Linked DNA regions of Mus musculus: region 2 is linked to region 1. A link is a contact called in ENCODE Hi-C or POLR2A ChIA-PET data. All regions are on one chromosome and are shown on one strand. The core of a region is the stretch at or near the end of the contact, and the rest is flanking DNA. Distances in the headings are between cores, read along the strand shown.

Evidence for each region. A loop is a pair of places that touch in the nucleus more often than their neighbours do. ChIA-PET counts read pairs that join two places held with the same protein, here RNA polymerase II (POLR2A).
Region 2: a loop to region 1 is called in a map of heart, with 14 times the contacts of the local background. The contact joins the promoter of Ccnc here to the promoter of Pnisr in region 1. A Hi-C loop is called at or near these places in 1 of 37 maps with a recorded cell type or tissue (heart). POLR2A ChIA-PET finds 5 or more read pairs at or near these places in 4 of 5 experiments (Patski and embryonic stem cell).

Annotation. Positions count from the first base shown.
Region 1 is chr4:21,845,559-21,852,740 of GRCm38, forward strand. Pnisr (PNN interacting serine/arginine-rich) reads left to right here and starts at 2,490. Exons shown (of 11, transcript NM_001369189.1): 1 at 2,490-2,581. It overlaps 4930528A17Rik (RIKEN cDNA 4930528A17 gene), which reads right to left and starts at 2,890. Exons shown (of 1, transcript NR_028384.1): 1 at 769-2,890.
Region 2 is chr4:21,724,940-21,732,121 of GRCm38, forward strand. It overlaps Ccnc (cyclin C), which reads left to right and starts at 2,762. Exons shown (of 12, transcript NM_016746.4): 1 at 2,762-2,976; 2 at 5,458-5,564. The coding sequence starts at 2,945.

The DNA.
Region 1 (7,182 bases), core at 1,240-3,739:
TGTTTTCTTAGGTGTGGGTTCTGGGAATCAAACACAAGTAAGTCTTCTTGCATTACAAATGATGATATCTTCCCAGCCCTATAAATAGGAACAAACAAACCTGAAGTTAAAGTTCTCTGGTAATCATTAATAGTAGATTGCCAGGTAATACAGACAAGATGCTGGCACTTGATAATTACAGTACACAATAGCCAAATTACAGACCTCATATATGATAGCTGTTCAGAGCTTTAACATAACAGCATATATTCTGATAAAATAGAACTTGACATCCACACATGGGAGTGGTGATGTGTGCCTGCAATCCCTACAAGGCATTTAATAGGCCCTCCCATTTGGATATCCAAAATGGCTAGTTTACACTAGTGTCCCTAGTCAAAATATTTAATCACTTGACAATGTAAAATTTTCTGTGCACTAATATGTTAGGTCCTTGGAGGGCAAAAGTTGTCACCCAAGTATTCGTTTCAGTTTTACTTGGGATATATTACAGATGGTTATAGGGAGCAGGAATTTTCCATAGCCTTGCTAATCCAAGCAGATTTCACCAAAGATCGTCCATTTTCCTGGCTAGAATGTTTCTCAGTGAGGTGAAGTATGGTGACATTTGATTTCAATCCCAGCAACGGGGTTGGTGGCTGCTAGTAGATCTCCTTGAGTTCTTATAGATGCTAAATGGAAATAGTCAAGTACAGGTCTCCTTCTGAGTTAGTTGTACTAACCTCATGAACTCACATCATAGTATTGCCAGATAATTGGCAGTTTTCTCCACCCCACTCCCCAAATTACATGTTGAAGGCAAACTTGAGGCTAGCAGGTGTTTACTTAGTAGGGTTTTATTCTAATCACACAGACTACATGGTTTTCAAATACTTCATTTGAGAATTACAGAATTTCTTGTAAAGGGCATTCCTATTTTCACATCTACCTATATTTTCTTTATTCAGTTTACTACAGTCTTGTTTCTAGAGTAATTTGATATTTCTTGTGCAGTTCCCAACTCAAAGACTTAGATTTTTAGTGCATGGTGTGGGTGCTAAAAACAGAGTTCTCACATTAAAGGGAATAAGAGAGTTTATTGTGGAGCCACATTTGAATGTCCATGGCACAAGGAACACAGTTATGCCAAATTTCTTTTATAACACGGAAGTGGTTTCATGACATTTTATAGTTTTTAAAGAACAGACAGTCATAAACCAAGGCAGGCTTAAGATACATTGGTGTGTACATCACAGAAGCTACAGCAAGATGGGGACACTTTTTACATCGCTGCAGATGCTATCTGATAACATTCTTAGCTCTTGGGTTGGTGGAAACTGGGAGTCAGCTAAGTTAAAAAGTTCCAAAGGCTGGGGCAGTGGTTAATAGCGCTGGTACCAGAGTTCAATTCCTAGTACCCACATGGCAGCTTACAACTATCTGTAGTCCAGCAACAAGTGATTTGACACCCTCACACAGACATGCACGCAGGCAAAACACCAATACACATAAAATAAAAATAAATAAATCATTTTTTTAAAAGTTCTAAAAGGTTTTTAATCTATTAGTCACAGGATTTAGCTCTAATATGGGGAGGTTGGCAAAGACTGGCAATTCGTGGGTAAAGCTAGGGCCAGATTGGGTAATTAGCCTCTGGACTTGTAAAATTCCAACCTCTCCACATCACTGAAGCTCCAATCAATCTTTGCAGACACAGACTTTTTCCTGGAATTCTCCTTCATAACTCTTTTTAGTTACACTGACATTTCAAGAAAGTCATTTTCCAATATTTAGGTTAAGAATGCTGTGTTTCTTAGAATTTTTGTTTCCTTTTGTAATTAAACTCCTAGTCTGGAAAGTTGACATTTTAGATATATGAACATTGTTCACGCTAAACACCTTTTACCTCCTTTCGGGAGGCCATCTTGGAGTTTAGGTAAGGAAGGACCAGTGGAAACTCTGCTTCTCAGTTACTTTTCCTTAAAGAGTAGCTGAGCGAAGTTGAACTGAGTAAATGTTCCCACCAGGGGGCGCGATGCTAGGAGGTGAACAAGGAGACCTAGCAAACACCCTGCTTCCAGAACTCAGGCTCTGCGACTCAGGCCTGGCACAGTGAGTTCCAAGTTGGCAGGGTTTGACTTGCGGTCCTCTCCGTAGTCTGAAAGAGGCAAAGCGATTCAGCATCCTTCCCAAAGCGGAACTGATTCTTAGAACGCATTTGCTCTTCGAGGGTCTCCTGCCTAAAGTTTACTAAATTCCGTCCATTGTACCGGAACGTTAGGCTCGGCTTTGTGCTGGCTGTACAAATGAAAATGTGTCGGGTATGACACGGGCTTCACACACAAGAGGGTCCAACTCGAGGTGGGTTGGGTTTGCCCTCAACAAAAATGGCGCGGACTCGTCCCGTCGGTAAGATCACATGGTCGTAAGCCTGGCTGAGAATCAGTGTGACTTCAGCCGAAAAGCGGATGTTATTATCATTCACTTCCGGGTGAGAACCACCGGGCGCCATCTTGTCTTGTTCATGAAGAAGTAGAAGCATCGAAAGGTTGGAGAGAATTACAGGAACGGTGGCGACAGCGGTATTCCGGAACCGGAGCGGGTAAGCGACGAGCAGTTTACCCCGGGGGACCTGCCGGAGGACTAAAGTCCTCTGGGTCAGTGTGGCGAACGGAGCGGGACTCAGGCTGCGTACGCTGCTTGGCGCCACCGCCAGAACCTCATTCCGGAGAAGCTCCGGCGTCCGCCCGAGAGAGTGAGCGAGAGAGCCGCTGTCGCCCGAAGGGAACCGCCTTTGGCTAAGGAGAGGGCTCACGACCCATTCTTCGAACTAAGAGTTTCCTTTGAGAAGGCAAGGGACTAATTGTTGGGCGCCTGAGCGGCCGTTAAGCAGTGCGCGTGCGCAGTGGGAACCCTTGAGGGGCAGGGAGTGTGGAGGGGCGGAGGCGGCGGGGGCCGGGATCTGGAACTTCGACTCTGCGACTCGCACTACGCAGGCGCAACCGCTTTCTGCTGCGTCCTAGACAAGTATCATTTAGTTGCTTAGTTTTGGTGTTTTTACCCAGTGATGGGTATTATGTGTTAAGCATCACTGAGGAAACAAGTAGTATCCTATATTTCAGTTGTTTCGTAGTTTTGTGGATAATAGTGTCATCTTAACAAAACTGGGCACTGAGCAAATTTTGACTGTGCTTGATTAAATTAGCAGTCTTTAATACTTCATTTACCTTTTCTCTTCCTAACCCTAGATAAAACAAAAACAATCTTGGATTTTTTTTTTTTTTTGAGTACATCCAGCTAAAACCAAACCAGAACAGTAAAGACTTTATTTGTGGGGTGGTTTTCTAAAGCATCAGGGGAGACGTAATGAGTTCTCGGATATTCTTAAGACACACAATTTAAAACATAAGTAAGCTTTATATTTAAGGACTTTTTTGAGCCTCATTATATGATCCTGGCTGGCCTGGAACTCCTGCCTTCGCTCATGAATGCTGGAATTAAATGTATTCACTACCACATCAAGCCCTAGAACTTAATTTAATTATAGAAAAATTAAACAGCTAGTGTATAACCACGTGTTTTATTTTCTCAGTAACATATACTTCCATGACACGTTTTTTTGTTTTTTTTTACTATTAATGGAACAATGTTGTTACATTATTAATTGAGGGCATGCTCCTATTTCCTTAGTTAAAGAAAAAAATCATTTTTAAAAAAAGATAGTATTTTTCTGTGGAGATCCCCTGGAACTGAAGTTACAGATGGTTGTGAGTTGCCATGAGGTGCTGGCAACTGGAGGCAGGTCCTCTGCAAGAGCAGCCGGTGCTGTAGCTGCTGAGCCTTCTGGCCACCGTCTCTGTTCAATGAAAAATTACTACTTTATGTCTATGTGTCAGTCCTAGCTTTTGTTGTCCGGATTCTTCCACTTTTGACCATTGCTAAATCTTTCAGGTGTCTGCTGTTTCCCACCAGCTTCTATTTGATTGGTCGGTGTTTTGTTTCTTTGTTACTCTGTTGCAAAGACTGGCCTAGACCGCTCAGCGCCTTTCCTGCTTTAGCTTCTTACAATTGAGATTACCGACTCGGGCTACTATAGAACTTTATTTCAGTTTGGGGGAAGGAGCCCAGGCTAGCCACCAACTCAAGATCTTAACTGCTTTCACTTCTGAATCCCTTTAGTGTTAAGAATACAGAACTGCTAGGTACAAAGAGATTTAAAACATATTTCAATTCTCATCTTTTTGTCACAATCTGTAAATGAGTTTTGTAAATATTTGCGGTCATTATTTGAAGAAGTCATTTTGAAGTCAATTGAAGCGTTTTCCTTTTTTCCATTTAAGATTTATTTTTATTTCTCTGTGTGTGTGTGTGTGTAAACATGTGTATGCACGCATGCTTGCTCATGCCTGTGTTGAGTGTGTAAATGTGCACATGAGTGTGAGGATATTTGGTCCCCTGGATCTGGAATGTCAGAAAGTCTAAGTTGTTTGATGTGATGCTGGGGTTGAGCTTGGGTGCTCTGTAAGAACAGCCAGCACGTCTTTAAGCAGTGAGCCATCCTTTGGCTCCAGGTCTGTTTGTTGTCATTTGCAGTTCTAATACAGAATAATTTATAGAAAAGACTGAATGATAATAATCCTAGTGTTAGTATCTGGGTTTACTGTAACAGATTACTACAAACTAGGTGGCTTAAAACAACTGAAATGTCCTCTTTTATGGTTCTAACGGCAAAAAGTATGAAAGCAAAGTTTGACAGGTACCTTCCTTCCTTCTGGGTTTTGATGGCACCTATCTTTCTGTTCTTTAGCTTGTAGAGTTGTCCAATCTCTGGCATTGTAGGCACAGGACAGTCTCAGATACTTATGTCTGTCCTCATCTGAAATTGTCCTCATCCTAAATTGAGTACTGTATCCACACAGACACTGGTTTCCAAATAAGTACAGGTAACATGGATTTAGGACTTCAGCCTGTCTTTGGGAAGATTACCAGTTAGTCCATAACTCTGGTTTTAGTTTTTTCCAGCAGTATGATACTGTTGATAATCAAGTGCAGTCTTTGGTTATTGGCTTTTCTAGTCTTCCCAAATTCAAGTTGTTTTTCAAGAAAATCACATTTAACTTTACCCTGTGAAAGAAAATTTTGTCAACAGTCTGTTGCATGAATCATCAAAATTAGACTTCTCCAAACCTGAAAAGTTGATGATCTCTGAAAATAAGTCTTAAAAGGAGACTAAGCTGATTCAATCTTTTTTTTTTTAAAGCCACATTTATCTATTTTGTGTACGTATGTCTCTGTGTGAGAACACACGTGCCTTGACATGTTTGTGGAGGTCAGAGGACTACTTTCACGAATTGGTCCTCGTCTTTGACCATGCATGTGTGTTACAGGGATAAAATGCATTCAGGTTACCAGGATGGGTGGCAAGTGCCTTTACCTACTGAGCTATTTTATGGCTCTCAGGATTTTTTTTCTCCTTGTGTTGGGGGGACATGAGGGTGCTGGGGATCATACATAGGCTTTGCATATGTAAGCCAAGTTCTCTACTACTTACGTGTATCCCTAGGTCCTAGAAATCAAACCATGGCATTAAATAAATAGTAATATTAAGATATACTTTTTGTGGCTAAAGTTGCATATTTAGTGGGTAACATATATGAGTGATAAATGAGTAAAATACCTAACCATTTAATATAAACACAATACAATGATAGAGCGAGCACTCAGTAAGGTTTCCTCTGTTCATAAGGAAATCTTTGAGCATTCAAACATTTATTCTACAAGAACTATTGCATATTAACTTTTAATTTATGGAGATTTTCAGACAGTGTCTGCCTTCAACAGTTAACGTTTTCCAAATTATTACTCACCCAATATACGACCATAAGTTTTCATGGTTTAAATCCATTATTAAAACTTAGTGGGTCTGTTGATATAGTTCAGCAGTAGTGCCTTTGCTTATCTCAAGAAACAAAAAAAAGTTGAATTAAAAATTGTGTCTGTGGAACTGTTCATATTGAACATAGTCATGTTTTCCAAACTAAAAGTCCAAATACAGGACCAAACTCAACAACAAGCTTCAAAATACTTTACAAGTAGGAGCAGGTACTTTTAATTTAAAATAGGTTCTGGCAGGGCTGTGGTGGTGCATGCCTTTAATCCATCACTCAGGAGGCAGAGGCACTCAGGTCTCCAAGTTTGAGACCAGCTTGGTCTGCAGAGTGAGTTCCAAGACAGCCAGGGCTATACAGAGAAATCAACCTATCTTTAAAAACAAAAACAAAAATACAAACCTGTCTGTCAGTGGGTTATATATTTATAGGTACAGCCAATTGCAGATTAGAAGTACTTGGTAAAGTGGATCTAGTAAGCATACTCAGATTTTTGTTTTATGTAACAAAAATGCTATTTTATGTGAGGGAGCTGAGCATCCTAAAGTTTTGGTTCCCTATGGATATTACATCAATCATCCACGGATACTGAAGGGCGTAATATGCATGTTTTTTTGGTTTGGTTGTGGGATAGCATCTCAGAAGGAGGATACAGGTTGCTATGGACATATGGCCCAGCTGACCTTGAACTCAGAGATTTGCCTTAGTGCTGGTTCCCGTCCCCACCCCCAGCACTGTAACCTGTGCTTTGATTCTTGTATATCAGGAGTCAGAGTAGTCTGCTTTAGAAGTTTTGAATATGGTAAGTTCTTTTGTATAAAGATCTTATGGTGAACGTGAAGAAAAAGAGAATAGGGCTTCTAAATTTTTGTCATCAAATTAGTTTGCTCTTTTGTTAAGTAATTGGTAAAACCCTTTATAAGTATTGTGCTGGCCCAAAACATATAAAACTATATTTTACATACTTGATTAGTTAATTATGTTCCTTTTGCTTATCTGTTTCCTTTTTATACACTTAACAAGAATCAAAGTTTAGTTTTCATGACCAGTGAGTTATTTCAGTTGGATTAGATTTGAAATTTACTCTAACTTGTGCTTGAAAATGAACAAAGATTAGGTGGTTTGTCTTGTGTTCAGGTGGCTCATGTGTGATTTTTTACTTTGATAACAAGTCACTCTGGATTGTACTTGTTGCTTCCCTTGAATCCATTTTTAAAGCTAAAGTATTTCTAAAAGTATACACACTATGAAAGAATATAAAGAATACAGAAAGCATAAAGTGGAAATCCCTGCTAACTATTTTCTGCTTGCCTGA
Region 2 (7,182 bases), core at 1,512-4,011, 120 kb before region 1:
CCTCTCCCCCAAGACAGAGTTTCTCTGTGTAGCTTTGGCCATTCTTTTTTTTTTTTTTTTTTTTTAAAGATTTATTTATTTATTACATGTAAGTACACTGTAGCTGTCTTCAGACACACCAGAAGAGGGCGTCAGATTTCGCTACAGATGGTTGTGAGCCACCATGTGGTTGCTGGGATTTGAACTCTGGACCTTTGGAAGAACAGTCGGGTGCTCTTACCCACTGAGCCATCTCACCAGCCCAGCTTTGGCCATTCTTGAACTCATTCTGTAGACCAGGCTGGCCTCAAACTCAAGAGATCAGCCTGCCTCTGCCTCTGCCTCTGCCTCTGCCTCCTCTGCCTTTGCCTCTGCCTCCTCTGCCTCTGCCTCTGTCTCCTCTGCCTCTGCCTCTGCCTCTGCCTCCTCTGCCTCTGCCTCCTCTGCCTCCTCTGCCTCCTCTGCCTCCTCTGCCTCCTCTGCCTCCTCTGCCTCTGCCTCTGCCTCTGCCTCTGCCTCTGCCTCTGCCTCTGCCTCTGCCTCTGCCTCTGCCTCCTGCGTTCTGGGATTAAAGATGTGTGCTAACGCCTTCCCGTTTTTAAAGTGTTATAGGAGCTAGGTGTAGTGGCTCACACTTTTAGTTCCAGCACTCAGGAGAAAGAGGCAGGCAGATCTTTGTGAGTTTAAGGACAGCCAAAGGTACATAGTGAGATCTTGTCTAAAACAGTAAAAAAAAAAGAAAGAAAGAAAGAAAGAAAAAAGTGTCATAGAAGCACATAAAACATCGCAAGCAGTTTGTTACAGAATCTTTATGCAAGGCTGATAAAACAAAAGGAAAAGAGCAGAGAGAATTAAAGCAAATCTAAATCTCTATGATGCACAACTTGGGTGATGGTTGTGTCTTTAAAACACATTTTGAAAAATATGATCTGAGGGGCTGGAGAGATGGCTCAGCGGTTAAGAGCACTGACTGCTCTTCCAGAGATCCTGAGTTCAATTCCCAGCAACCACATGGTTGTTCACAACCATCTGTAATGGAACCTGATGCCCTCTTCTGGTGTGTCTGAAGACAGCTACAGTGTACTCATATAAATAAAATAAATAAATCTTTAAAAAAAAGAAAAAGAAAAATATGATCTGCCGGGCGTGGTGGCACACGCCTTTAATCCCAGCACTCGGGAGGCAAAGGCAGGCGGATTTCTGAGTTCCAGGCCAGCCTGGTCTACAAAGTGAGTTCCAGGACAACCAGGGCTATGCAGAGAAACCCTGTCTTGAAAAAACAAAACAAACAAACAAACAAACTGATCTGCAGTGAAACAAACAGTAATGTTCACAAATGTATTACATGCCTCTCAACATTTTTTAGGTACCTTGGCTATTAAGTTGGAGTCATTTGGGTATATTCTGGTCAGTGGGTCATGAAAATTGATTGGGTTGTTTCTATTTCAAGACTCTTAATACTAGTTATTAAAGAGCTCGCTTGAGTCATGTTCTGCCCAGAAAGATGTTGATCTTGGAAGCAAGGAACATTGAAATGAATAGTTGGGAGATAGAAACCCTCTAGTTCTCTGAAGATCTAGAGGGCAGCCAGGAAGAACTAGCCAGCTTTAGGAAATACCATGAGAATGAGACGAATTTTCAAGCTAAGTTGGGGGTATAACAATGTTATAACAATGAAGCCTAGTCTAGCTCATCCAAATTCAAGAATAAATGTATTTCACAGGTTAATTGTGTACGTGCCTAAGTGGGTGGAATTTAAAAACATCTTTTCTATAGTTGGCATACTAGTTTCACTTATAGAAATTGTTTTCACTCCATTCCACATCTCAATTAGACTCCACTCACAAAGGAAAAACATTGGTGCTATCTTCCTCGGAATTCTTGACTAATTTTCAGGTGTGCCCAATCATTTAGAGACATTTTTTAATTTAAATTAAAACTTAAAAGATTTAGATAGATCCTCACCTGTCCTAGGCTGGCCCAAAACAACGTATCTGAGGGTATTGAATACCCTTAGCTTGCAGGTGTATATAGTGCTGAGTATCACCCAGAGCTTCTGGGGCACCAGCAAGCATTTTACATCCTTGATTATCTACATCCCTTTTCCTCTTTTCCCCTAGATGGCGTCTCAGCATGAAGCAAGGACTGGCCTGAAACTCCTCATGTTCTTGACTCTGCCGCCGAAGTACAGTACGAAACGCGAACGCAAAGTTGCAATGATAACAGCAACATTTAAATATTATTTAATTGCATTTCTGCGGCATACCCATTTGGAACGTAAGTGTTAGCTAGATGTACATTTATATGCTCATGTTTTTAGGTAAACAAGTAGCCGGCTCTGACATAAAAAGATTGCTACTCTAAGTTAAGTCTACACTTAACTCGTTAGGCTTAATACCGACAGGAACTTTACTAAGAGCACTTACATCTTAAGGCCAAAATTACTTTCATTTATTTCTCCTTTCAGCCCTAGGGAAAAAGCAGTCATATACTGCCATGCTTTCTTCAACGCCAGTGTGCTATTTCTGAAGGCCTACACCGTGGATTAACAAGATCCCTAAATGGACCCAAAAGAAAACCGCACTAGACCAGAAACCCAGTGTGTGGACGCTCTGGAGGAGAATTGGCAGGAAACCTCGGGGAGAGCCTCTCGCCACCGGGAGCCTCCGCCCGTGTTTCCTTAGCTCCCGCCTCAACAAGCCCATTGGCGGTCGGGCGGTTGCTAGCTTCCTCCGCAACTAGGGCGGGCCGGAACTTTTGTCTGCCGGAACCGGTGTACGCCGCTCAGTGTTGTCGACCGGCGTCAAGGCGACGAGGGTGCTGTTCTCTTCCTCCGGCTGCGGTGGCTGTGGAGTTCAGCCCAGCCAGTCTGGTAGGAGCACAGTCGTCCGGACTGTGTCTATGGTCGCTCCGCGGGCCGCTTTGCTGGCTGGTGCATTTGTATCAGGGCAAGCAGTATTATTCCATGGCAGGGAACTTCTGGCAGAGCTCCCACTAGTAAGTGAGCTTCCATTTTCTCGCCTGGGGCCGGGGCTGGGGCACAGGAGGGCTGGGCCTGCCCATCCCTCGGGGTTTCCATCCTGGCCGCTGCGGGTGAGCCCTCCCTGGGAAGCCGGGGGTCCGAAACGTGATGCTGTCGTTTGCGAGCCTCCCCTCTTCTCACAGAGAGATTTCGGGAGCAGAGGGGAGGTGAGCTCGAAGGATGGGTAAGAGGTAAGGGGTTTGATCTCCGGGAAGGGAGTCGGAGGCGGTTTCATTTCAAATTTGGGGTTTGATTGGTGGGATGATGTGGGCACCGGCAAGGGAAAGAGTGACCCATTGTAGCTCTGTGAGGTTCCCTGCTTTGGATGGACATGGTTGGCTATTGCTAGCTAGCTTGTTTGTTTGTTTGTTTTTTCATAGCAGTGATATTATAATCTCTTGTCATTCGCCTTACTGTAGATTTAATATTTACTCAGAGGAGAGGAGTGAGTCGTGCTTGTTTCTACCTGCTGCTTCCTGGCCCAGCCTTATGCCTAGATTGACACCACTACCCCCATCCCCGAAGCAGTGTTTCTCACGTTGAGGGATGGCTGCCCTAAAACTCACAGGCTGGCATCGAACTTAATGAAATCTGCCTGCCTCTGCTTCTGCTTCTAAGTGTTGGAATTAAAGGCATGAGCCACCAATTGCAGGCTCCTAAATTGACTTTAATGCTTCTAGAATTTGCGAGCACAGGGGCTCTCAAAATATATCCATTTTCATTCATTAGCCAGTGTCTTATATTTTGCCTTAAAGTCGTGTATTTCCCAGATTTTGTCCTCTTCCTTTAACCACTTAAATCACTAAATTTTAATGTCTTTCAGTGACCATGGAAGGGCTAAAGTAATCTTAAAGATATTTGTCTCTAAATACATTTGGTTAAACATGCAGGAAGTTGTATGCTTGGGCTAAGCGTTGAGCAGGCTTTCCACTAAATACATAAAAAATGAACAGGACTAGATAGAGACATTTAGTTTAATTAAATTTTAGTGGGAAGAGAATAACAAAATTTTAATTCTGTGAATTGGTTTGCTTGTTTCCCTCTTTGCCTGAGAATAAAGAAGAAGAAGGGGGAAAAAAAAAGAAAGAAAGAAAACTGAATTTGGAAACCTGTTTCTGAAAGCAGGTCCTCCCTTGCTACCAAGTGTTTCTGGGAAGATGAAAGGCCAATGAAGCATCACTGGGGGACATTATTTTACATTGTTCTCACTCACTGAGATGTTTCCATTAAAAAAATGAAATACAAAAGGGGATGACCCAAAAAGGTGGGATAAAGCTTGGGCCTGTACTTAATCCTGGTGCTCAGATAATGCCTTGATTGCCTGTCTCAGTGACATAATACTAAGACAGGCAGTAGTAAGTCTTTGGATATAGCAAGAGTCTATCTTCCAGGATGGTTCTTAGTCTAGAGGGTCTGAAAACCTGTGTGCTGGTGTTTGGTACACATGACACTATGAAGGAAATTGAGAAAGAGGTAGAGAAGCTTTGAAACCATCAAGAGATTCTTTACCCTCAAGTTTTCCTGTTTTTTGTTTTTTTCTTCAAACGATCTTGCTGAGGCTGCCAGTGGGCTGCTGAAAAACTAGAGAACTCTGATGAATAACTTACCTGAGAGTTTGAAATGGCGTCTACAGCATCCTTGTTAATCGACCAGACAGTACGGGAGTCACACTGATTGACACAGATTTATATCCAGCAAAGCACTCACAAATATATTCCACTCACAAATAGCACTCACAAAAACCAAAGAGATTTTATTGGTCCAACAAGACTGAGAAACTTGGGGGTGATGGTGAAAACACTGATTGAAAAGGGGATTAAATTAGAAAAATATAAAATTTGCTCCAGGTCTGAATGTATTTGAAACAGGTGAGCATGTATTGAAGAACTCAAGTATTTCATTGTTGAACATAATTTACTAAGGATTTTAGAGACCTATTCTGAAGAGTTAATGCTGAAGTTTCAGAGGTAAACTGGTGCTCTACCTCAGCTGCATTCCCAGCCAGACACTGTCTTTTATCAATGTTTTAAGTACATACCTCCAAATAAATAAATAAATAAATAAATAAATAAATAAATAAATAAATGGAGGAAGAAGAAGCTGGGTGAAGCACTGCATGCCTTTAATCACAGAACTTGGTGGTGATGGGGAGGGGCCGATCTCTGTGAGCTTGAGGCTGGTCTGATCCATGGAAGGAGTTCCAGGATAGCCAGAGCTAACCAGAACCAAACAGACAAATAAAGACAGAGAGAGGTGTGCCTCGTAGAAGATGGTAAGCTTATTGAATCTTAATGTTTTAAATGCTTTGGCTTGTTGGCTTTTTTCCTATAAATTTATTTATTCACTTTACATCCCAATATCAACCCTCTCTCCTCCCAGTACCTCAAGCAGCTCCTCCCCTTCCCATCCCTGCTGTTGCCTTTCTATGCCATGTTTTAAATCTTTACCTTCTCTAGTTTGCAGTGGATTTTGGATAAACAAGATCTGTTGAAAGAGCGCCAAAAGGACCTAAAGTTTCTCTCAGAAGAGGAGTATTGGAAGTTACAAATATTTTTTACAAATGGTAAACTTTTATATTGGTTGAAGTAGTATACTATAGCTGGTCACTATTTTATATGGTAATTTCCATGAGTTGTTAAAGTCTATAGTTAATGCTTTTATTTAGACAATTATCATTTCAGTGTTCTGGGTAATACTTTTCGCACCTTATGTATTATAGCCCAGTGTTGACTAATCTCAGGCATTTCTAGTGAGGTCCATTTTTAAGGTTGGCCTAAGCAAAATACTTTAAGAATAAATGATTATTTAAATTAGCATCCAGTAGTTCTCATTTTACCTTATAACTTTGCATAAGCAAGAAGATTTAGTCGCCAGGCGGTAGTGGCGCACACCTTTGATCCCAGCACACAGGAGGCAGAGGCAGGTGGATTCCTGAGTTCGAGGCCAGCCTGGTCTACAAAGTGAGTTCCAGGACAGCCAGGGCTACACAGAGAAACCCTGTCTCGAAAAATCCAAACAAAAGATGATGACTTGGGAACAAAACACCCATGGAAGGAGTTACAGAGACAAAGTTTGGAGCTGAGATGAAAGGATGGACCTCGTAGAGACTGCCATATCCAGGGATCCACCCCATAATCAGCATCCAAACGCTGACACCATTGCATACACTAGCAAGATTTTATTGAAAGGACCCAGATGTAGCTGTCTCTTGTGAGACTATGCCGGGGCCTAGCAAACACAGAAGTGGATGCTCACAGTCAGCTAATGGATGGATCATAGGGCTCCCAATGGAGGAGCTAGAGAAAGTAGCCAAGGAGCTAAAGGGATCTGCAACCCTATAGGTGGAACAACATTATGAACTAACCAGTACCCCGGAGCTCTTGACTCTAGCTGCATATATATCAAAAGATGGCCTAGTCGGCCATCACTGGAAAGAGAGGCCCATTGGACTTGCAAACTTTATATGCCCCAGTACAGGGGAACACCAGGGCCAAAAAGGGGGAGTGGGTGGGCAGGGGAGTGGGGGTGGGTGGATATGGGGGACTTTTGGTATAGCATTGGAAATGTAAATGAGCTAAATACCTAATAAAAAATGGAAAAAAAAAAAGAATTACAGGAAAATACAACCAAAAAAAAAAAAAAAAAAAAGATGATGACTTAGTCAAGAGACCTTTTCTGTGTCTGGGATAGCTTTGTTGCCTATTTTGTTTGTTTAATTGTATTTATTTTTTTATATGTATGAGTATTTGGCCTGTATCTGTGCATTATATGCTGTGCCTAATGCTGAGGAGGTGTGGCTCCCCTGGGACTGGAGTTACAGATGGATATGAGCCACCTTGTGGGTGTTGGGAGTGGAACCCAGGTCTTACTATCGCTCCCATCCTGCCATCTGATCTTCACCATGTTACTCTCTGCAAACCTACCTTTTTCCTTATATCAAAGATTAACTATGAATTTCTTGGTAAATAACAAAATCTATCTTAATTTTTAAAGCTATTTTTATAGATACTATGAAAAGCATTAAAGTACCTAGTAAAAAAAGAATATTTGATATTCATCCTGCTTGTTGTAAGGATAAATTGTACGCAGTTTCTTTTCTTGTTTATGAATATTACTGCATTTGCAAGTCTTAGACTAGTGAGGTTCAGAAAGTGTCAAAGTGTGCCTAGGTATGAATGGTC